Regions from separate parts of the Mus musculus genome. Here regions 1 and 3 are each linked to region 2. Evidence: chromatin loops called from intact Hi-C (ENCODE). Cell type or tissue: left cerebral cortex. All regions are shown on one strand. Region 1 overlaps Nkrf (NF-kappaB repressing factor). Region 2 has its middle 9.5 kb from the start of Mdrl. Region 3 holds the start of Rpl39 (ribosomal protein L39).

Region 1 (8,000 bases), 91 kb after region 2:
CTGCCTGCCTCTGCCTCCCGAGTGCTGGGATTAAAGGCGTGCGCCACCATGCCCGGCAATTTGGCATTTTCTAATTAAACTAAACATCAATTACCACATGAACTGTACTCTTGGGCATTTATCCTAAAGAAAAGAAAACTTACATTCATACAAAAACTTGTATATGAGTGCTCACAAGAGTCTTATAGGTCTAACTATAATCAGCCCAGATAGCTTTCAAAAGGTGAAAGGTTAAAACTCAGGTATAAACAGACAACAGAGAACTATATAGCAAGAAAAAGGACCAACCCAGTGATACATGTCACAGTGAGTGGGACTGTGCGGGTTTAGTTATTTTAAAAGAACAATAGGTGGGATCTTTGTGGTATTGGGCCTAGTAAAGGTCTTCTGTAAAAACATATTGCAATTGTAAATTGTAAACACCATGGTGCCTGCCTCATGTGGTGGTCAGAGAACAACCCTGGCGTCAGTTCTCTCCCTCCATCTTAATGTGAGTTCCAGATTATCAAAGTTAGGTCATCAGTCTTGTGTGGCAAACACTCTTTACCCACTGATCCATTTCATCTACTCCCCCCCCCCCCCCCCGCAACCACTATACATGAGGAAATACAAACAGCAAAACTAGAGGACTCTGAGTAAGGTCTGCTGATAATAACAATGCCATTATCCTAACTGTAGTATTTTATAATCATTGAGGGAGGGGTTGCACATGTGTCAATCACATTGTGCATAAGGAGGTCAGATAATCACTTAAGGGAATTGGGTTTCTCCTTCCACCATGTGAGACCTGGGGATCAGGCTTAGTGGCAAATGCCTGAAGCATCTTACTAGCCTTATGTTTCTTGGGTTTCTTTTCATTGTTTTCTTCTACCCACTTCATCTGTTTGCAGACAGGGTCTCACTATACAAGTCATATGTATCTCAGCCTCCTGAGTGCTGGTATTACAGGTGTGTACCACCACAACAGGCTAGATTGGCTTTTTGATAACATAATTTTGCTGCATGGCAATTAAAAAATGACCTCAAGTGAAGTTTTAGCACCTGCTAATCCTTCCTTTTTTTTTCTAACTGGTAGTATCTGGGAAGAAAGTCTGAAAATGAGTAACACACACGGCTTTTCATGAGTAGTGAAGTTAAAGATTAACATCTTCCCCATCCAGTACAGTAGGTTCCATACCCATCAGATAGATTTTCTTGTAGAGCATAAATCAAAACCTTGTAGACAGATTATGGGAAGCTAGCTATAACCTTCGTTTCTTACAGACAATTGCTATTACAGCTAGCATCAGTACTTGAATATGCAGAGTAATCCTATTTTTCTTTACTCTTATCTGGTCATCAGAAAAGGTATCTAAAGCATCAGACATTGTACCCATCACTTCCTCTTGGATGTGGGGAGTCCAATTTCCAAAGTACAGGATGAAAACAAAGACTATGAAATCAGGTGATGTTCACAGCTTAAAAACATTTTTTATTCATTACTATAAAAATTAGTTTATATACACTAATATATACTTATATATACTAACATATATTAATATATATACTAATATATATGTGTGTGTGTTTTATCTACATATATATTATACTATCTGCGTACCATGTATGTGCCTGGTATTCATAAAGATCAGAGAGGATGTCCAATGCTCTGGAACTGGAGTTACAGATAGTTTGTAGGCTGCTATATGGGTGATGGGAACTGAACCCAGGTCCTCTGAAAGAGCAGCCAGTGCTCTTAAGCACCGAGCCACATTTCTAGTCCAAAGTCCACAACTTTTAAAACCACTGATCTCACATTTGCAAAAATTGGTGGTACAACCAAGCCATTTGCCTTGGGTCCAGTCAAAATTCTCTAGACCTTCAATTAGAACCTGACTCTGAATGTGCAGTATAACTGAAAATGGTACACAGACCATAATGATGGCCATGAAGGGAATACCTAGGGCTCCCACCATTCACATTCACTTGTCTCACAAGTTTCTTCCAGCACCAGTAATTATTGTACCTATTTATTGCTCCCTATTCATTACAATTGCTGCAGAATTTGCCATCTTCCAGAGGCTATAAAAATAAACTCTTGCGTAGGCTGCCAACACAGTCAGACTCTGGCCTTTATTAGGAAGTAATGATACAAAAGAAGCCCAGCAAGCTTACATAAGAATGGAAAGACCATCATGTTATCTAATGTTTGACTAGTCAAAATACAATGCAGAAATTTTAGAGTCTTTAATAAGATCACTAGAATTCTAACCTAAAATTAAAATTGCTAAAATTACCTAAATATCTACCCACTGAAGGATAAAGGTCAAGTCATTGCTATCTCCCATAGTGATTTTTCATAATACATTAAAAACAATACCTTTAACTCCAAAGAAAACTAATGAAGAAAATTTTCACATCTCAGCTATGATAACTGCAGTATCATCTAAAGTGTTACTTTATATTCTTCTTGTTTATTTTCTATGCCCCCCCATTACTAACTAATAACCTGTTTTGAACTGTTATCTATTGTAAGAGTTTTCCTCATGCTACTACCACATCTATTCTATTTTGGTTTTGCCATGCTGAAAACTCAATTCACAGACTTGAGCATTCCAGGCAAAGATTCTACCACTGAGCTATATTCCACAGCCTACTACCATATGGGTTTTAGTGGTCACACAGTTCTGTATTATAGAATACGATGTAAAATATCACTAAGGCAGGTCTACTATCATTTTTAAATGCATGCACATTACACATTTATGTGTCCATTAGGTCACACATTTGGCTGTAAATACTTAAGGGAAAACCACAGAACTGTAACTGTAACAGAATGTAACAGTTTAAATCTGTTAAAGTTCTTTATGTAGTTTATAACGCACCAAGCTTCTAGAAAGCAGGGTGGTCTTCAACTCACCTACCATGTCTAGCACATGATTAAAAGATGGCTTATAATAGGCAACAGATTTTTCTTCATATATATCATAGTCTTGGTCACAAGACAAGTTACATCTATGTGCATGGCTACAAGAGAAACATAGATCATTATATACAATGGCATATGAAATTTAGTAAGTATTCAGTAATAGGTGGTTATAAATTCTTTACAAATACAGTAAACAGCTTTACTAAATTTTAAATCAAAACGCTGAGATTAGAAACTTAAAAGTCAGATGTAGTGGCACATGTCTTTTTAAAATTATTATTTTATGTATGAGTGTTTTGCCTGCATATTATGTCTGTGTATCACATTCATATCTGGTGCCCAAGGTGGTGAACCTCCATGTGGGTGCTGGGAATAAAATGTTTATCCTTTGTAACAACAACATGTGCCCTTAACTACTGAGCCAACTCTCTAGTTAACCCCAGGAGTCAAGAGGAGGCAGAGGCAGAGGCAGAGGCAGAGGCAGAGGCAGAGGCAGAGGCAGAGACAGAACTCTGGGAGCTGGAGGTCAGCCTGATCTACAGAATGAGTTCCAGAACAGCCAAGGCTACACAGTGGCACTCGGTTTCAAAAACAAACAAAGAAAAATAAAAATAAAGAGAGAGTAGAAAGAAAAAGAAACAAACAAAACAAAATACAAAAATACAAAATGATTCATTCAAAACTACTTACAAGATGCTTAATGGTCTAAGGTAATAATATACGTACAGATTGGAGGTGAATTTTTCAAAAGTCTCCCACTTCCTTAGCCTACGTGCAAAGTTATGTTTCACAACACACAAACACACACACACACACACAAAATCTAGCTTCCAAACTCTTAAGAATTATATTGACGAATAAAAACTCACTTAAAAAGAAAAAAAAAAGAATTATATTGACGAAAAGGAGTCAAAGTAGCTATGTTGGTTTTGTGTTATTTCTTTATTTTTTGGCTACCATCCTTGAGATTCTAGCTTCTACACTCAAGTCCTGCAAAACAAATACAGCAGCAAACACACTAGCTACAATCTGTAAGTAAACACTGCAGACACCCTAGGTATTCATATGTATAAAATTATTTACCTCTCATGTATGTAGTTGATCAGAAGACTATAATAAGTTTTCATTAGCCACAAGACTAATGTTTTGAAACTGTTTTAGAAATTTCTCAGAAAATTCTTCCCGTCCCAGACTCCTAAGGGATGGGATTCTGGGCATTAACCACATCATATCTAGCAAAACTTCTTGACAGGTTGCTTACTTTTATAAAACAGAAAAAGCGAAGGGAAAGTTTTCTGAGTTTCTTTGTTGCCAGGACAATGAGGAAAGAGTATTTAAAAGTAGACAGGAGGGTCGGGGACATAGCTCAATAGATAGAGTACTTGTCTAGCACTCCTGAAGCCCTAGGTTCAAGCATCAGATAAAGATGGACATGGTAGTGTACCCCATGATCTCAGCACTCAGGAGACGGGAGGCAGGAAAATCAGAACTTTCAGATCATCCTCAGCTACTCTCAACTTCAAGGACAGTCTGGGCTACATGAGACCCATCTTTTTAAAAAAGTAAATTAAAAACTATCACTTTGGGCTGGAAAGATGGCATAGAGGTTAAGAGCACTGGCTGCTCTTCTAGAAGTTCTGAGTTCAATCCCCAGCAACCACATGGTGGCTCACAACCATCTGTAATGGGATCTGGCGCCCTCTTCTGGCCTTTAGGCATACATGTAGGCAGAACACTGCATACATAATAAAAAGATTTATTTATTTATTTATTTATTTATTTATTTATTTTATGAGGACACTGTGGCCATCTTCAGACACACCAGAAGAGGGCATCAGATTTCATTATAGATGGTTGTGAGCCACCATGTGGTTGCTGGGAATTGAACTCAGACCTCTGGAAGAAGTCTACTGAGCCATTTCGCCAGCCCAATAAATAAATCTTTTTTTAAAAGATTGATTGATTGATTGATTGATTGATTATATATAAGTACACTGTAGCTGTCTTCAGACACGACAGAAGAGGGAGTCAGATCTCGTTATGGATGGTTGTGAGCCACCATGTGGTTGCTGGGATTTGAATTCAGGACCTTCGGAAGAGCAGTCGGGTGCTCTTACCCACTGAGCCATCTCACCAGCCCCCCAATAAATAAATCTTAAAAACAAAACTATCACTTTATTCTACTGGTCCTCAAATTAGCGATATCAGTATCTGGTAACCTAAGAGAAATAAAAGTTTTGAGGCCCTTCTCACATCTTCTGATTTGGAAGACTTAGAGCAGAGGCCCAGGAAACTGGTGCTTAGTAAACCTAACAGGTGATTACTATTGTTGTTAATTTTTAGACAGGGTATCCTTATATAGTTCAGGCAAGCTCTAAACTCACCACCCACTTGCTACAGTTTCAAGTCCTGAGTGCTAGGATGGAAGTCTTGGGCCACCATATGCAGTATCCAAAACAGGTGATTTGATGCATGTGTATGTGTAAACCCCACAATTATAGAGTCAAGAAGATATTCAAGGCTGGGGAGGTAGTTCAGTGCTTGCTACAGAAAAGTACCTAAGTTTAGTTTTAATCCCCAACACACATGTAAGACCAGAGCATGGTGACACACTACACAGTCTGCAACCCAAGTGCTGGTAGAGACGATGCAGGCAGATCTCAGAGGCTCAGAGGCCAGACAGTCTAACCTAACTGGTAAGCTTTAGATTAGAGTCTGTGAAGTTGTCTCAAACAATAGGTAGAGAGTGATAGAGATGCAGACCTCTGGCCTGGCCTTATAGTCAAGGAACTCACCCACATAAACATATTATTAAATATACAGAGAGAGAGACAGAGACACAAAGAGAGACATGCATGCATGAACACACATATGCGAGTGTGTGTGTGCGTGTGCGCACGAACAAACTCAAATTTGTTCCATGGAAATGGTTAGTATCACCAAAAGGAACAAAACATACTCTGAATCTCAATTTCAGATTTTCTCTTATCTCAGTTTCTACTCAAATGGAATCTCCTGAACAACAAGTTAATAATTTGAGTTTACAAAGGGCTGTATAACCATGTTTCTGCAATTTAGAAGAACAGTCTGTAACACAAAACAAGAACGCTGCCAACTTTGAGAATGTAGATTTTATGTACCCAAAGAGTGAGCTAACCAAGGATATCTAATGTGAGAACCACATGGAGTTGCAAACTGCCAAAGCTCTCTTGGGATCGTCCCATTCTCCTACGTCTAATGATCAAATATAATACAAAACATTGCTTTTTCAGTTCATCTATCTCATAATCTTATAGTAATTGTTGTAGTGATATAGGTAATACTGCAACACAACGACTATTCTAAACAAAGGATTTGCCAATATCCACCCATAACATCCTGGGTGCTTGAGCTTTAAGGCCAACTACTATTAGCTTGGTTTGTGTTCAGACCCTGGTTATGCATGAAGCTGCTGTTCTCAGGATGTAAGCCTGGCATTTAGAGATTTGACTTATGTCAGTTACTTGCTTTTGTTTCTGGTCCATCATTTCCACACATGGCAGCTGTATTTCAGTGGAAAGGGAATCAGACTGGAAACAATTGTGAGACCTTGCATAGTAACTTAACTTCTTGGCCTCCATTGACTTTGCTGTAAAAAGGAGATGCCTCCCTCCTAACCCCTAGGGTGGTTGTTATAAGATAAAAAGTGTTGAAAATACGCTATCTATTACAAAGGTATTTACATCTATCACTCCCCAGACATTTACTGAGCAGCTATTATGCTAAAGTAGAATAATGCGTAAGGTTTCTTCTAGGCCTTGAAGACAAAGGTATGAATATGAAAAACAGTAAAATCAACTCCCAGTTTTCCATTCCAGCGGGAAGGTAAGTTTAGTTATGAACACAAAGGACGGTTACTTTCCCCTATTAAAGATGTTTTAAGATTTCGATACTTTGTAGCTTCCTGTGGTATTAAGACCAAGGATTGTAAGATAAAGGTACCTTTTTACTGCAAGAATAACATTATTATGTAAATTAGATTTATCTGAGGACTAATTGCTGAGACTTTCCCAGTAGCAACCAGCTCCTCCAAGCAAATAGCCATTATCTCTAAAAGTAGAAATTATGTTAACTTAGAGAAGATAGAAAAATATAAAATTCTGTGATAGGGCAAAGCGAAGTTTCACACTGGCTGCCATGTTCAACAATTAAGGTAGGAGTACACAATTTCTTCTGCATTGTTTACAGTCATTCCTAGAACTGATCTGGCTGAACCAAATCTGATCATCTTCCAGAATTTCTCATTCTTCCTAATAAAAACAAACTGACTGCTAGACAGGAATATAAAGAATCTTTCCAGTCTACTGAAGTAATTAGTCTAGGATAAAGCCAAATTTGAGGTTCTGAAGGACAGCGGATCCAAACATCCTGTTTCAAAAAAAAAAAAAAAAAAACCTGCGTTGGAACCATACTGCAGTCTCCATAGAACGCAAAGTGCTTTCCAAGAGGCCTGTTCAGAAGCCACCAGGTTCTAGGAAAGGAGGAAACACAGAGAGAGAGAGACATACAGCCCTAAAACCTCACACAGAGGCCAAATGTTAATTCCTCCTATCCCATTTAAGGTGAAAAGATGGCAATCCATCTTTCCAGCAGATAGATCCATTTCTTTGTTTGAGTACATTATGCGCAAATCTACAAGCAAGTCTGACACTGCGGCTCAAAGACCCGACACATACCGCCTCCCCAGGAGAAGATGATAAGACCTGGCTGGGGGGCTGCAAGGAGAGGGGGTTGCTTTATTTCATGGAGGTAGAAGAAGAGAGTGGTCTGGAGACTAGGATTAGAACTGCGGAGTTCCTTGTCTTCCCCTCGGAAGCTCCATCAAATAGCCTCTGCAGATGTCGCATCCTTGGAAGCCCCTATGCGGGTCTGAGGTTCTGCTCTTTATCACCAATCGCAACGACTACCTCTCAATGACCCTCTTCCAGGATCTACTTTATCTCCATCTCTGGTCCTGGAGGGGCATCTCTGTGCCCTCATGGGCTGTCATGTCATCGCCTGCAACCGCGATCGCCCACCCCACCCCGCAACGACTAGTGAAGCGTCTCCATGT
Region 2 (8,000 bases):
ATCTATCTATCTATCTATCTATCTATCTAGATATCTATGCTGAGAAGCAGAGCCAAGGTCTCACTTAGGCACATGCTACATAACTAAGCTGTATGGCCAAGCTTCCATACAATTTTAATACTATTTATTATAACAGCTAATTGTTTTATCAAGGTATTTCATTTTCTTTCTTTCTTTTTTTTTTTTTTTTTTTTTTTTTTTGGTTTTTCGAGACAGGGTTCCTCACTGGAACTCACTCTGTAGACCAGACTGGCCTCGAACTCAGAAATCTGCCTGCCTCTGACTCCCAAGTGCTGGGATTAAAGGTGTGCGCCACCACTCCTGGCAAGGTATTTCATTTTCATGTCACTGAAGAGAGGCTGGCATGAATGATATATTCTTGGTTTGCATATTTTACTTTTCCTGCAGTACTGGAGATACACTTAGGGTTTTGTGTACTCTAGGCAAGAATTCTTCTAAGCTATGCCCATAACCAAATCTGCACAGTTTTTTTGAAAGCAGTCTTTAGAAAATTCCATATGTACTGGCTAGAAAGTGAATCAGACAAAGGGTGTAAAGGAAGAAAATGACACTCCTGGAATGGACTGGACAACGGGCACATGTGGTTTTATTTTACAACACTGATTATGAAAGGGAGCAAAGGCCAAAATTATATCCGGCCTGCCTCCAGGCGGTCTGTACTGCTCAGCCAGCCAAGCCAGGCAGTCGCCAGGGCCCTAGTCGGTCACTCCCTTTGCTCCAGCAGTATTTCAAGGAATCTGTGAGGCTCTTGCCTGATTGCCCAATCCTGTGATTTCACTCCTCCCCAGAGAAAGAAACTGCTGAGAATAGACAAACCCCTGAGACCTTTAAAGGCAATAATCTCCTTTCACTTTTGCAAGTAAGTCCATGGTTCAGGAGTCCATTCATTGTAAAAACAAAACAAAACAAAACAAAACAAACAAACAAAACCAAAAACCAAAAACCAACCAAACAAACAAAAAAAACCCTGAGCTGTAAAGCTGTAAGGGAGTGTAGCTCACTGGGTAGAGTGCTTGCCCTGCCAGCCCAAGGCCAATGTTCAATGCATTGCAAAAAAAAAAAAAAATTAAATAACTTTTAAAAAGACTTTTCAGTAAGTAGCCTTACTGTAGATATGAAGGTCAGGGGGTAACAAGCACTTGAGCATATGGGTGAAAGCATCCTGTTTGCCAATTAGACAATTGGCCATAGAAATTATAATCCTACTTCAGCTCCATGTCTTTCTTGAGTCATGTCACATTCCATCTGTCTTTCCATCAGGAAAATTGGAAAGCAATTTTGTGCTTGCATGCATACGTGTGTGTGTGTGTGTGTGTGTGTGTGTGTGTGTGTGTGTGAAGGTAAATTTTATATTAGTAGATCAAATGATTGATTAGTTGGTTGGTTGGGACAAGGTCTTGCTAAGTACTCCAGGCTAATTCCGAACTGGCAATCTTTGTGATTCTCCTATCTCAGCCTTTCGAGTACTGGGTGGAATATAGGCATATCCCAGCATATTCAGCTTATTTCTTAAGTGGGGCTACAGTTCTTTCCAGAGTTTCTAGAACCAGACAGATTGAAGAGAATGTGCTTCTCGTGATGAAATAATTGCTACAACTACATACCAGGGATTCCTCTCAAGCTACAAAGATCAAGGCCCATTATTTTGACCTCTCCCATGTCAGGTATTGCACTAAGCACAGTTTACATGAATTCAGCTCACTGACCCTGCTACGTAGGTGGAATTATTTGCTCCATTTCACAGTTGATAAAACTGAGTTGTAGCAAGGTAAAGGAATGTGCTCAGCACTATCTGGCTTATCAGAAGAATTCTAGGAGAACTTCAAGGTGACCTGTCAGCCATGAGCCATAAAACTTATTGCAAAGTGAAGCCTGCAAGGCGTGATGGTAGGCCTGTAATTCTTGAATTTAAGAGACTGGTGGATCTTGAGTTCAAGGCCAGTCTAGGCTACCTATGGTGAGCCTGTCAAAATAAAATAACAATGAAAGCCACCAGATAGTTTTAGTATCCACCAACAAAGTCCTTTGGACAGATACCAAAAAGAAATTTGCATTATAAAAAGCACTGCTTACAGAGACCACTCTCAGCACGTGGGTGGTTTTCTATTTTAGCCAAAGTTAGGAATCATCAGTGCACAAAATACTCAAACCTAAAGCTCTGAATTTAAGCTTTATTTTATTCAAATTTTTTCAGCTCTTCCAAAATTGGCTTGCCTTTAAAAATTATTTCTTTGTGTGTGTGTGTGTGTGTGTGTGTGTGAGAGAGAGAGTGAGAGAGAGCAAGTCCCCAGGCTGGAACACACCCCCTGAGCCCTAGGCTTGCCTTTTAAATGAAGGGTCTAAGCCTATGCTGGTAAGGACCTCTTGCGGGATAGCAGCCTGCGGCTAGGGTGATTAACCTACTGGGTGAGGCCCCAGTTAACAAATACAAACCCAGGAGCAAATGACATTGGGAGCCCTTCACTTTTAGCCAGGGTGGCACTCAAAAAAAAAAATGTGGAGGCTTCGACTTTGGACTATTTGCTCTTGATTGTAGCTCTTCTTTTTTGAAACATGTATTTCTTTATCTTGTATGTGGGATGCCCGAATGCCACTGTGTACCCGCAGAAAGCAGGGAACAACTTGTAGGAGTCAGTCAGCAAGTATCCACAGAGCCATCTCATCAGCACCAGACTTTACCTTGGATGGAGAGATAGTACGTACTTAACCCTCTGTTCTGTGACTTGTGCACATGCTATGGGCCCATGCACAGGTCTTTAAGTTCGGCTCAAACCACACCTCCTCTCCAACTTGCCTATACTCCGCTAGCCACTAGAGTACTCCATTTCTGTCAGCTCCATAAGGGCAGGGATTTTATGTGTTTTCATTCACAGCTGTGTCCTCAGTGCCTGGGCAGAACAGTACATAGCAAGTAATAGATACTTAAGAAACATTTGTTCAGCTAATTATTTTAATTGTTTCATTGTATGGCAACTGAGTATCTCCTTGTTTGTCTCCATTAGGTGTTCTGTCTTGTTTTTCTTTATATTCCTAACACTGTACCCATATAGTAGATGTGAGCTTAGATGGATACAATAGGAGTTTGGTCAGAGGCACCGTTTCTTTTGCTTTGTTACATTTTGCAAGAGGCAAAATGAGAGGCTCATCTGAGAGGCAGGGGCATGAAACACTCCCCTCCCCGTACCTTGTGGACTCCAGATGACTCCACTTCAAATGCTTTTACCACTCTTTGAACATATGCTGGCCACTCCTTCATGAACTTCTAACACAGGGCCCTCCATATAGTACTTGATGGGCATCTGGCTGTGCTGGCTACAGTAATGAACACTGGCTATCACACAAGATGATTCAAGCCACTCCAAGAGGAGAGGAGCAATCACATTATTGGAGCACCTGAGGACACTGTCATTAGAGCTGTACCAACTGCACTTCCATGTGACTAACTAGGGCTTATTAGACCTGGCATGCCCCTAGGCCTGAGCCTAAAGTGCCCTACTCTTGAGCCCATTCAAAGAAGGCAGATGAAAACTTAAGAGGCTCCGACTGGCTTAAAAAGCCAGTGCACTCTGTTTCTCTTGTATGCTCTTTGCCATTTCTTCAGCTTTTGCTGTAGGGTGGACCTTCCTCTAATTGAATGTGGCTTCTCCTATTTAATTCCCCCCACAAAAAGTCTTAAAATACAGGTGCTGTAATCACCATTTCCCAGATTGGGAAACTGAGGCAGCCAGTAAGAAATAAATAAATATATATCCCTTGAACCACCTGCCCAGGGATGTCACCACCCACATTGGGCTAGGTCCTTCCACATCAATCATTAATTTTAAAAATGCCCCACAGGAGGCTGGGCAAGACACTCAACTCTCAGCACTTCCGTTTGTTCTCTTATAAAATGGCCTGGGAAACGCCACCTGTCTAGCGCTGTGGTGAGGATTAAAAGAGTTAGTATTTTACCCGAAGCCTGGTTAAAAACAAAACAAAAGAAAAACAAAACAAACAAACAAAACCCGAAGTGCTTCAGTGTCTGTTCGGTAGCCACCCATCTGTCTTTTTCAGATGGCGGGCCTTTGCCTGGGAAAGTTGGCCCGGCGCTTTCTGTATGGTGGCAGACACAATCGCCGTTCGGAGGGTGGCGAGGAGTTGAAGGAAACGCCCCTGCTCGCCACGCCTAAAACCAAGGACAAATAGGGGAGAAGGCTGGGAAAAGGCTGGGAACGCCCCGAGCGGAAATCGCAAATGCGATGGGCGTAATGGGGGCTGGAAGGCGCCTTGTGTCCGACTGGACAAAAGGGAAGCAGAGGAAGCGGCTGCGGCACAGCGTGGTGCACCCGTAGAAGCGCCGGCAGCGGAGTACCCGTCACTTCCGTCTCCCTTTGGCCACCCGGCCGATTTCTAGCCGCCCTTCCTGAAATTACCTACAGAGGGCGCGCTTTTTCACGCAGCCGGTTCACCACACAGGCTGCCTGCCAATGATTGCAGTCCGCCCCACCTCCTCCAAGAAGCCTTCCCAACACCGCTCCAGCCTATTCGCTTGCTGGCTTGAACCCTCAGAAACGTCATCAGCAGTACATAATATAGAATTTGGGCATGTGCTGGCTGGTCGGCTAAGTGTGTGGGATGTGTTAGGCAAGTCTTAGCTCCTTGACAATAGCATACCTAGTATTTCCTTCAATGGCATATGTTCAAAAAAATGTTTGACGGGCCTCGACTTGCTGTAGAAGTTCCTGAAGGAGACTTTCAGGGTCCCAATGACATAACGCCTTGAGATAGATGATAAGACTCTTCACTGACTAGATGGGGTCAGTGTAACCCACGTCAGAGCACAGTGGCTTGTGCAAAGCAAAGCCATGTGCCCGGGGGTGGGGGGGTGGGGGTGGTGGCATTCATTGATTTAAAAAAAGGAAAAAAGATTTCTCAGCCCCAGCTTTAACGTAGAACCCCTGATAAACATGACTCTTGTCCTCTGGAAGACAGCCCAGGGAAAATGACAACAGCACAAGATGGAGTCTCATGCACACTAAGTTGTGTGACCCGGGGCACATCATGTCCCTTCTCTGAACCTCATCTTCTGCCTCTGTATCTTCGAGTCTGTCATGGGAGGGGGTGCTGATCAAAGAACACAGTAGTCAGATCATTCTTTCACTCACCTGATGAGAATATATTCAGGAAATCATTTGAATTGTAATTTTTAAGTTGAAAGATGAAATAGAAACGGCTTTTGTGACAATCATGACTAAAACAGCCCTTTCTTTGTTAACTGGAAGAGCATCTACAAAGGTTTGCCACCTTTGGTTTGCCACTGTTGAAATCCATGAGAAACACTCAGTAAATGCTGCCTGGGTCTAAACAAAAGATCCATATATAGATGGGAGAGTTATGGATACAGAATACCAAATGTGTGCTAAATGCATTATTCTGACTCTTGAGTTCCCCAGGGAATTGTTCGATGACTTCAGAGAGGAGAAGGATGATTGTGGCCAGGGGTCAAGAGAGACCCCACCATGGAGGCAAGATTTGAGGTGGGCCCTGGTAATTTTGGCACAGGACCATGAAGAAGATAGTGGGAGAACTGAAGGCACAACAGGGGTTAGGGTGCAGAGGCGGGATGGTACAAAGGGAAATCACAAGTGCCACTAGACACAATCTCTAATTGTGTAAAAGACTGCCCTGCGTGGGCTCTCAGTATCTGTTTCTGTAATCAAGGAAAAGGGGAGGAAGGAAAGGAAGAAGGGAGGAGCATGTTATTTAGCTAATTGAAACCTAAACTTCCTACAAATGGGAGGAGTTGGGACAAATAGACCAGCAGAAACTGGAGGAACAGAGCTGTGGGAGCAAAAAATAGCCTCTCCCATGAGGTTAGATGCTCTAAAAGGGGAGACCAGAGACACGCCTGGTTTGTTCATCCCTATAATTTTAGCATAAAGAACAGTGACCAGCACCAGAGACAGGGAGAAGAAGGTAGAAGGCAGGGCTATTTGGTAAAAAGGTTAATGGAACAAAGACAAGAGGGTAGTGGGGGTGAATATGATTGAAATACATTACACTATGTATGAAAATTTCATAATGAAATCTGTTACTATGTATATAATTCATATGTGCTAATAATTTAAAAAAATTTTTTTGTTGTTTTTTAAAGACAGGGTTTCTCTGTGTAGCCCTGGCTGTCCTGGAACTCCCTCTGTAGACCAGGCTGGCAGCCTCCCAAGTGCTGGGATTAAAGGCATGCGCCACCACTGCCCGGCCACTAATAATAATAATAATAATAATAAAAAGACCAACCAGTAGCCAGCACACAGAGAAAGTTCCAGAAAAATTATCTGATGGAGGGAGTGTGGTAATGGTGGAAAAGGCAAAGAGTGTGGAGGGTTTAAGTCCTCATTCTTATTCATTGCCTGGGTGCCCTCCAGCAAGCTGCTTAGTGTCTCTAAGACTCATTTTCCTCTCTAAGACAGTAGACACCAGTTTTAGTTTGATTTCTCTCTCTCTGTATCTCTCTCTCTCTTAAAAGATTTGTTTATTTATGTATTTAATGTATATGAGCGCACTGTAGCTGTACAGATGGTCGTGAGCCTTCCTGTCGTTGTTGGGAATTGAATTTTGAGGACCTTCACTAGCTCCAGTTAAACGCCCCCCTCTCGCTCCAGTTGGCCCCACTCGCTCAGTCCCTGCTTGGTCTAGCCCAAAGACTTATATATTATTATACATAAGTACACTTGTAGCTGTTTCCAGACACCACAGAAGATGGCATCAGATCTCATTATGGATGGTTGTGAGCCACCATGTGGTTGCTGGGATTTGAACTCAGGACCTTCGGAAGAGCAGTCAGTGCTCTTACCTGCTGCTGAGCCATCTCACCAGCCCCTAGTTTGCTTTCTCTTGCTGTGTTAAAGACCATGATTAAAAACAGCTAGAGAGGAAAATGTTTATTTGGCTCATACATCCCTTTCACAGGCCATCTCTGAGGGCACCCAACGCAGAAACTCAAGCGTGACAGGAACCTGGAGGCAGAAATCTAAGCCCTGAGTATGAAGAAATGTTGCTTGTTGGCTTGCTCTCCATGGCTCTCTCTCAGCTTATTTTTTCATACAACACAGGCCCACCAGTCTAGGGGTGGGACTGTCCATAGAGGGCTGAGCCCTCCTGCCATCAATCAAGAAAACGTCCCCACCAACTTGCCCACAGGCCAATTTGCTGTGGGCATTTTCTCGATGGAGGTTCCTACTTTCCAGATGACTCCAGCTTATGTGAGTCAACAAAAACAACAAACACAACAAAAACACAAAAAGCACAACAGCCATTGTGATCACACCTTTTTTACTGGGGCACATTCCTGCGCAGTGCTTTGTACACAGCAGGCAGCCAGATAGTATGTATTTATTGTCTGACAGGTAGGTTGGGACTTGTAGGCAGTGCAAGCTTGACATGGAAGTAGAGAATCAGATGACGAACATGTGTATCTTATCATAAGAAATGGAAGTCCAGGGATAAGGTTGGTCCGACAGTCAGGGTATTTGCTCTAGGCTGAGATGGTGGCCATAGGATTAGCAAGAAAGGGATGGCAGGAAAGAGGGAATCTTTCCTCTCTTGTTTGGTTGGTTTTGTGTTTTTAAGACCATGACTGAAAATTAGGAAAGGGGCCAGAATGCTACCAGCACCTGCCAAGTGTGGTGTTGCACCAGAGTCAAGTGTTGAGTGCCAGCTACAACACCCTCGTCATGGACTAAAGAAACCGGAGACATTTGTAAGGTACTCCTGATCAGTGGGGGCAGAATGGCCAATCCCCAGGCTGCACTGCACGATTGTCAGCAAAGATGCTGGGTAATGTCAGACACTGCAGATATTTCCTCTCCCTTTCCTTAAAGAGTCAGGAAAGCATCGTCCACAAGGGGGCAGGTGATGGCTGGCCAAATCCAGTCTTAGCAGCAATTCATTTTTTTTGTTTTGTTTTGTTTTGTTTTGTTTTTAATGTTGAAATGTTCCTG
Region 3 (8,000 bases), 280 kb after region 2:
TTAAGTTGTGGTGACCCCCCCCCCATGAAATTTTTCACTGCTTCATAATTTTGCTGTTGTGATTTGTAAAGTTTTCCAATGGCCTTAGGTAACCCCTGTGAAACAGGATCAGCCCCTAGGTTGTGAACCACTGCTACAGGGCTAGGGGTGCAGTCCAGTTGCTGTGAGTGCTGGCCTACATGAGGCCCTGAGCTCAATCTATAACACAAGGGATTAGAACAAGCCACTTTGTTGGGCGGTGGTGGTGCACACCTTTAATCCCAGCACTTGGGAGGCAGAGGCAGGCAGAGTTTGAAGCCAGCATGGTCTACAGAGTGAGTTCCAGGACAGCCAGGGTTACAGAGAAACCCCGTCTTGGAAAAAAAAAAACAAAAACAAAAAGCCACTATGCAAAAGTGGGGGATTGCTTTCACTGAGATAGCTGTTGGTAAAGCCCTTGCCATAAACACCTGGAACACATGTAAAAACAGAGGACTCCAGTTGTCCTGACCTCTACACTAACACTGTGGCTTAAACATGTGGACTCAATCTTAAGGTTTAAAACAAAAACTATGAGTATTAGGATCCAAAAACCAGGACTTCTGCAAGAATACCAAGTACCCTTATCTGCTGAGTAATCTCTAGCTCCTAGGAAACAATATTTTACCCCACAGAAGAAGCCTTATCGGGTCTTATAAGGGCAATTCAGTACTTTATAAACCAGAAAAGCATTTTGAAAGGTTCTATATTTTATTACTGGACAAACATCCTAATTCAAGACACGAAGAGTCTCCAGGTTTAAATGTTGAAATCCATCTGGTAGGACTGATTGATGACAATTCAGTATAAATCCTCAGTCTTGCCATTGTGTGAATCCTTACAGACCCAGCTTCGTTCTCCTCCAGTGTCTTCTCTTAGAGTTGTACCTGTACAAAGAGAAGCCACCAGTTACAAGGTGGGTTGGTCACAACAAACCTGCTCCTCTAGCAGAGTCAGACTTTCAGAGGAACAAGAGAATTTATTTAAAGCGCTTGCTAGAGCATAAAAGGACTTACAGTAAGTAGCAGAGCTAAGCTAACCAGTCTCTGAACTGTTCATGTCAAGGTGTCACGATTTTTACCCCAAAAGCAAAAATCAGAAACAACCAACATGGCTTTTCTTTCAGCAGGATAATGGCAGTACTCCCACAAAATGAAGCACTGTAATTGCTACCTGCTTTTCTTTCAAAGTTACCTATAAAGGTGGCACACACCTGTAACCTCAGCACTTACTTGGAAGGTTGGAGCAGATTAGCCAGCCTGGGCTAAACAAGACTGTTTCAAAAAGCAAAAGACTACCCGGTAAAGCATCTAAGGTCCGCTGCCTAGTGCTTCAAAGCTTTCCTTAGCACTCTATGGGGGTGGGGGGGAACCAAAGTTTGAAAGTCTAGTCCTGACTGCAAGTAAAGTCTCTAAATACATGTACCATACCAGAAGACAGAAGATAGTAATTAACTCGAATGTAAGGCTAGAGTGGGTTGTTGATATCAAGCTTAAGTGGCTAAATTAAGAACAAGGAGGCTCACTTTTTGCCCCAGCAGAGCCACACCCAGATTTTTACTAATCCCAAAACTGGGCAATGCTTATCTTTAATCCCAGCATGTTGGGAAAAACCAATTCCCACCAACTGTCCTCTGACCACATGTGGGCCTGCATCCCCCACACCACAGAAAGAACTCAGAAAGGCGCTTCCCTTGCCTGGGGGAGACCCTGGGTTCGATCCCTTCCACCTCTCTCAAAGACCCAGCTGGTCCTGAGCTCAACTCTGGTTGCAGGAAAGAACACTCCTGCCAGAATAGTCAAATCCCTTGAAGCCTTCCTAGGGAAATTAGGAAGCATTTATAAAAGGTTTGTGGAGGGATTTCGGGGGCTAAGTAAGCTAGTCACTACCAAGGAGCCTCATGACCTGAGCTAGAGCCCCAAGACCCATTTGATGAATGGAGAAGTGTTTCCTCCCAGTTCTCAACCCCGTGCTCCCAACCCAAACAAAAGGAAAAACATTTCAAAAGGGAGTCCCCAGCACACTAATTGACTGGGGTGGACCGTACTTTGCAACTGTGTATCTCCATGCCCAAAGTTACTTAAAACATAACGATTTCCAAGCCGGACAAGAGAAGGCTTACCTGATTTTGTTACCAGTTTTCATCCGGATCCACTGAGGAATAGGGCGATTTTGCTTTTGTTTCTTGGCCAGGAATCGCTTGATTCGGAAAGTCTTGTGAGAAGACTACGAGGAGATGCAACCAGCTTAGTGACACCACAGCCTAGTCTCTTGATTCAGTCACAAATTCCAACAAACTAACATCAGGCCTGCAGAACATACACCCAGGAAAAGCTCCCCGACCTCGAACCACCAAGTCCTTTATCCTCATCACTTCTCTGGAGGAAGAGTTAATGGCTTAAACATGGCTCATAATCAGCACCAAGTTTCTAAGCCCAGGTCCTGTCTGACCTATAAACTGGCTGTCTGCTGGGCTCCAGCGATGAAACACGGAATAGCTGGAGTAGGAGAGGAAACGGACTTACTGGAACAAGGATGGCTTGAGGTTAGGCAAACCCTGGCCAGTTTTAAGTCAATGACACTAGGTACTGTACTCTGTAAGTCTTATCTACCTCCAAGTGACATTGCTGGCTAACCTAAGATTACGGAGCCCTAGACACTCCGTAGGCAAACACCATTACATAAAAAAATGCAACGAAGGCCAAGCGCACTCGTCCCCCTAGACCAGTTGGAGGTTTTATTTAACAAATTCAGATACTAAACCCACTTTGTACCTAGACGCCCATAAGCATAATCTTGCCAGTAGGCAATGACTGATGCGCTGTTAGCAGACGCCTCCAAGGAGTGACGCGCTAACTTCTGAAGGGATCTCAAAGTTCTGTTAACCCTTACTGTGGACATCTCGCTGTGCAAATGGCGATTCATGCTCTTCGATCAGGGACAATCTAAGAGTGGTCCCAAGCCTCTCGTTCTGCCCCCCCCCCATCATGAAGATCACCGTCAGCCCCAGGCTATATGAAACAAGAATACTTTGCACCCCTTGCCAGGCTGCAGGAAGAGCGTTCTCATCCTGCAAGGGTAAATGGACTTGATAATTTCATGCCGCGCCCACAGGCCGATAGGTGTCCCAGCTCCAAAAACGAACACTAAAACCCTGAAAAATACACCCAGCCCTCAATGCTGCGCATGTCTGCCACAAAGGCACAGCGGTCTGTGGCCTCAGGAAAGCCGCTGAGGGACGGATGGCGGCCGATAGTCTTACCATGGCGAGAAGCCGAATCAAGAATAGCGCGCACGATGGCGGAGGAATGGAGAAGAGAAAGGCCGGGACCGGAAGAACGCGATTAGAAGAAGTCGCTAGAGGCGGAGCTTAGGGGGGGATGGATGACTCGCAGCGTCCTCCCTAGCTCCACCCCTGCGCTCCCATGGGGCCGTGGGAACCCAAACCGGTTTATAGAGAACGTAATTCCGAGGCCTCCGCGTCCATGCCTGTTCCTGCAGGTGATCATCATTGTGCTGAGGGCCACAGCCTTGGTGGCCATGGTAGGTGGCCTTTGAGAAGTAACCAAGTAAACCCTTAGCAAACACCTGGAAACGGAGTAGGCGGGACCAACTCTGAGGAGGGCGGGAAAAGGCCTACATCACTTCCAGAGCTGCAACTCCCCCCGCTTCTGCGAGAGGGGCGGGGCTTAGGGTTGGCGATGCACCCTGGAAGGGAGGAAGATGGGGCTGCAGACATCTTTTAATGACTAACTTCACTATTATAGAGAATCCAAGTTCCATTCACAGCACCCATATCAGGCAGCTTACAACCCTCCAGCTCTAGGGGGTAACATGTCTCTGACTTCCAGGGGCACCTACACTTATGATTTACAGGTACACGTCCCCATGTAAACACACACGGACCCATTATCAATAGTACCTAAAAATACTTGATTAAAAGGGAGGCGGAGCTAGAGAGATGGCTCAGCGGTTACGAGCACCATCTGCTCTTCCCGAGGTCCTGAGTTCAGTTCCCAGCAACCACATGGTGGTTCACAACCATCTGTAGTGAATAACTACAGTGTGCTCATATAAATAAAATAAATATGTAAATCTTAAGAAAAAAAAAAGGCGCCGGAAAGTGGTGGTGCACGCCTTTAATCCCAGCACTTGGGAGGCAGACAGACCTCTGAGTTTGAGACCATCCTGGTTTACTCACACGAGTTCCAGGACAGCCAAAGATACACAGAGAAACTCTGTCTCCGGTGGGGTAAAAATCCCATATACCAGGGCCAGGGGAATCGTTAGTAGATAAAAGCACCAGTTACGCAATCCTGCCAACTTATAGTTCAAGTCCCAAAAAGTGAAGATACAGGGCGTGGTGGCCTACACTTTTAATCTTAGCACTTGAAGCAGAAGGATCAATATCTCTGAGCTCAAGGCCAGCCTAGTCTATATACTGAGCTTCCAGCCAGTCAGGATTACTACATATAGACCCTGTCGCTAAATAAATAAATAAATAAATAAGTACTCCTATGTATCTGCAACCCTAAGATTCCTACCGCACAATAGAAGGTGGAGACAGGAGAGAAAGTCCTGGAAGATTGAGGGCCAGCTAGCCTGGAGTATTTAACACAGCAACAGAAACAAGGCAAACCCTGTCTCAAAAAGGTGGAAGGTAAGAACTACTTCTCTTTGACATCTGCTCAACTGCTGTGTAAATAAAACAGAAAGTCAGGTATAGTTGTGTACCCCTATGAGGTCCCTATGAGGCAGACGCCAGAAGATCATAAATTGTGAGCTAGCCTAGGTTATATATTGAGACCTTACTTCTAAAAGGTAAACTATAGAAAGAGCACATCATAGAACAACAAGAAGCTGAAAACTAAAGATAATACCTGTGGATATCATAAAAAGTTAAAGATTCCTTTTATCAGTGCCAACTTATTCTCAGAACTACCTTGTGTATGTCGTTCCGGGGGAGGGGATGAGATTGTGATGTGAAAGGCTGAGGACCACGTGAGTCCCCAAGCAGCCTGCCTCTTCTTCCCTTCCTCACAGATACCTAACACACACTGCACTCAGCTCTGGACTTTCTCCTGATTTCCATAGCTTCACTTCTCCCAGCAGAGCAGCTAGTTCCTCATGGCTACAAGCAACCTGAGAGCTCCTGTGGTGGCCAGTGCTGTATGAGTGGTGCCCAGTGCCGCCGTAGGATCAGTGCTCAGTAAAGGATCAGACCCATGGCCATCCTGATTACTATGATGATGGCCCTACACCACCATTCCCAGTTTAGATTCTAAGCCTTTATTTTTTTTAATGTGCTTCTAGCTGGGCAGTGGTGGCGCATGCCTTTAATCCCAGCATTTGGGAGGCAGAGGCAGGCAGATTTCTGAGTTCAAGGCCAGCCTGGTCTACAGAGTAAGTTCCAGGAAAGCCAAGGCTGTTGAACTCAGAAATTCCAGAGGCTGAAGCAGGAAATCCTGTTATTCAAACAGCCAAGACTACAGAATGAGACTCTGTGTACATACATACCATACATACATACATACATACATACATCTCTATCTCTTTCTTTTTTATTTATTTATTTATTTATTTATTTATTTATTTATTTATTTGGTTTTTCGAGACAGGGTTTCTCTATATAGCCCTGGCTGTCCTGGAGCTCACTTTGTAGACCAGGCTGGCCTCGAACTCAGAAATCCGCCTGCCTCTGCCTCCCGAGTGCTGGGATTAAAGGCGTGTGCCACCACGCCTGGCTCTCTATCTCTTTCTTTTCTTTTTTCTTTTTCGTTTTGGTTTGTTTTTCGAGACAGTGTTTCTCTGTGTAGCCCTGGCTGTCCTGCCATAAAAAATCTAAATCTGGCCCGGTGTGGTGGTGCAAGCCTTTAATCCCAGCACTTGGGAGGCAGAGGCAGGCAGATTTCTGAGTTCGAGGACAGCCTGGTCTACAAAGTGAGTTCCAGGACAGCTGGGGTTATTAAGAGAAACCCTGTCTCAAACAACAACAACAACAAAACAAAAAAAAATCTGTGCCTGAAGAAACAAATGTAATGAACACCACCCCCCCCCGCCCCCATGATTTATAATCTTAGTTCAGTGTGTGTCTCTGTGTATGTATGTGTGTGTTGCTAGGGATGGAACCCAGGGTTGTATACATGTAATAAAAAGCACTCTACCATTGAGACGCACACCCAGCTCCTATGAGTTTATTCTAAGTTGTTGATTTGGTTTTTGTCTTACAATGTAGTTCTGGTGGACTTCAAACTCACTATATATAGCCCAAGTTGGCCTTAAACTTACAGTTATCCTCCTGCATCAGCCTCTTGAGTACCAAGCATTATAGACAATAATCTACCATGCCTGGCTCCTATAGGTTTATTATAAATAATATGAAGTTATGATTTATAGCAGCAGAGGTAGAACATGGTGCACACACCTTTAATCAGTGGTCAGGAGGCAGATCTATGTGAGTGAGGCCAGCCTGGTCTACAGAGTGAGTTCCAGGACAGCCAGGGCTAATCAGAGAAACCCTGTCTCAAAAAAACAAATATATGTGTGTGTGTGTGTGTGTGTGTGTGTGTGTGTGTATACACACACGAAAACATTTAAAGGTGATAGAGGGCGACAGCAAGGGTACAAGCTGAGGTTTATGGGGAAAAGTGAGATGGCTCATTGACTAAACCTGACACGAGAACCAATCCCCAAAAGTTGTCCTCCAACCTCCACACATTGTCATGCGCACACAGCTCCATTAAATAAATATAATAAAAAGAATAAAATTAGGGCTAGAGAGGTTAAAAATTGGCACTACTATTTGGGAGAGGGTGGGGGTTGAGACAGAGCCTCCCTACATACTTCTGGATGTCTTAGAACTTGAGCTGGCCTTGAACTCACAGAGATCTACCTGCTCTGCCTCCTGAGTGCTGGGATTAAAGTGCCTGGCCTAAACTGGTCCCCTAATTCCACTCCCAACATCCACAATGAGTAGCTCACTGCTGCTCTACACTTCTGAGCACCTCTTTCTGACCTCCATAGCCACACACAGATACAAAATAACAATCATAAAGAGAAAGCAAAAGAAAGAAAAGGTAATTTTGTGAAAAAGGTATCAGTTCCCCAAAACAACTGCTTAGCAGGAGGGAGGGCCTCCTGCTAAGGTGTGGTGTCCATTCATAGATGGAGTTTAGGGATTTTCCTCAGCACCACTGGGCAGCTCACAGGAGACTCCCAAACCATTTTGTCTACTCACAGCCCTTCTCACATTGCACAGAGTTCTGATTAAATCCACTGGTAGTTCTGGCGGTCACTGATGGATCCTGAGTTACTCAAGGACAAGGGCTTGTCTTCTTTTCATCCTTGTCCCTAGGGACTGACACATACAGTGAACAGTAGACACTTGCTAATCGAATGAAGGAATGGAAGAAATCTAAAGGGGCAGGAAAGAGGGGTTGACTCAGAGCTAGGTAGGACAGGCAAGCACCAGAGGAAGATGCTGATAGGAAAACTGAGTTTACTCAGCTGCTAACAGGCCAGAAGGGGAGGCAGGCAGTGCTAGCTTCTTATTGATGGGTCCGGAGTAGCCTTTTTCCTAAGGCCAGCTCCCGTGACCTTTAGCTTGGCTTCTATTTTGACTGTCTTTGCAAAAATCCTATACTTATTCCCTCAGGTAGCCCTTCTCTTGAATGTCTTCTAAATAGACTTTAGTATTTCTTACATTAGAAATGGTCACTTCTCGCCGGGTGTGGTGGCGCACGCCTTTAATCCCAGCACTTGGGAGGCAGAGGCAGGTGGATTTCTGAGTTCGAGGCCAGCCTGGTCTACAAAGTGAGTTCCAGGACAGCCAGGGCTACACAGAAAAACCCTGTCTTGAAAAACCAAAAAAAAAAAAAAAAAAAAAAAAAAGAAAGAAATGGTCACTTCTCAAAACCTATCTGTTTCATTTCAAGGCCAGATTTCTCTAAAGTTATGTTAACTGAATCTATTCTCAACCTAAT

The links. A loop is a pair of places that touch in the nucleus more often than their neighbours do. Peaks named below come from ENCODE experiments on the same cell type or tissue, not always from the same donor. Only the 100,000 strongest peaks of a DNase experiment are listed, where the experiment ranks them.
Region 1: it touches region 2 in a loop (4-fold over the local background); 2 of 42 quality-filtered maps call a loop at or near these places.
Region 3: a loop joins it to region 2, with 2.3 times the contacts of the local background. A loop is called at or near these places in 3 of 42 quality-filtered maps.

What each region holds. Positions count from the first base shown.
Region 1 is chrX:36,894,519-36,902,518 of GRCm38, forward strand. All of the region lies in intron 1 of Nkrf (NF-kappaB repressing factor), which reads right to left. Among named protein-coding and RNA genes, the nearest start is that of Nkrf, 4.9 kb to the right of the region's middle. In left cerebral cortex, a CTCF peak has its summit at 4,614 (motif pointing left); DNase peaks (open chromatin) are centred at 7,551, 7,759 and 7,979; H3K4me3 peaks cover 1,335 bases; H3K27ac peaks cover 760 bases.
Region 2 is chrX:36,803,674-36,811,673 of GRCm38, forward strand. No RefSeq gene overlaps it. Among named protein-coding and RNA genes, the nearest start is that of Mdrl, 9.5 kb to the right of the region's middle. In left cerebral cortex, CTCF peaks have their summits at 4,440 and 7,899 (motif pointing right); DNase peaks (open chromatin) are centred at 2,130, 3,512, 4,389, 4,995 and 1 more place; H3K4me3 peaks cover 1,075 bases; H3K27ac peaks cover 756 bases.
Region 3 is chrX:37,081,845-37,089,844 of GRCm38, forward strand. Rpl39 (ribosomal protein L39) reads right to left here and starts at 3,378. Exons shown (of 3, transcript NM_026055.2): 1 at 3,281-3,378; 2 at 2,141-2,244; 3 at 674-905. The coding sequence starts at 3,283. The coding sequence ends at 857. Snora69 (small nucleolar RNA, H/ACA box 69) reads right to left here and starts at 1,189; the gene lies at 1,068-1,189. In left cerebral cortex, a CTCF peak has its summit at 3,151; DNase peaks (open chromatin) are centred at 2,857, 3,429 and 3,634; H3K4me3 peaks cover 2,666 bases; H3K27ac peaks cover 1,305 bases.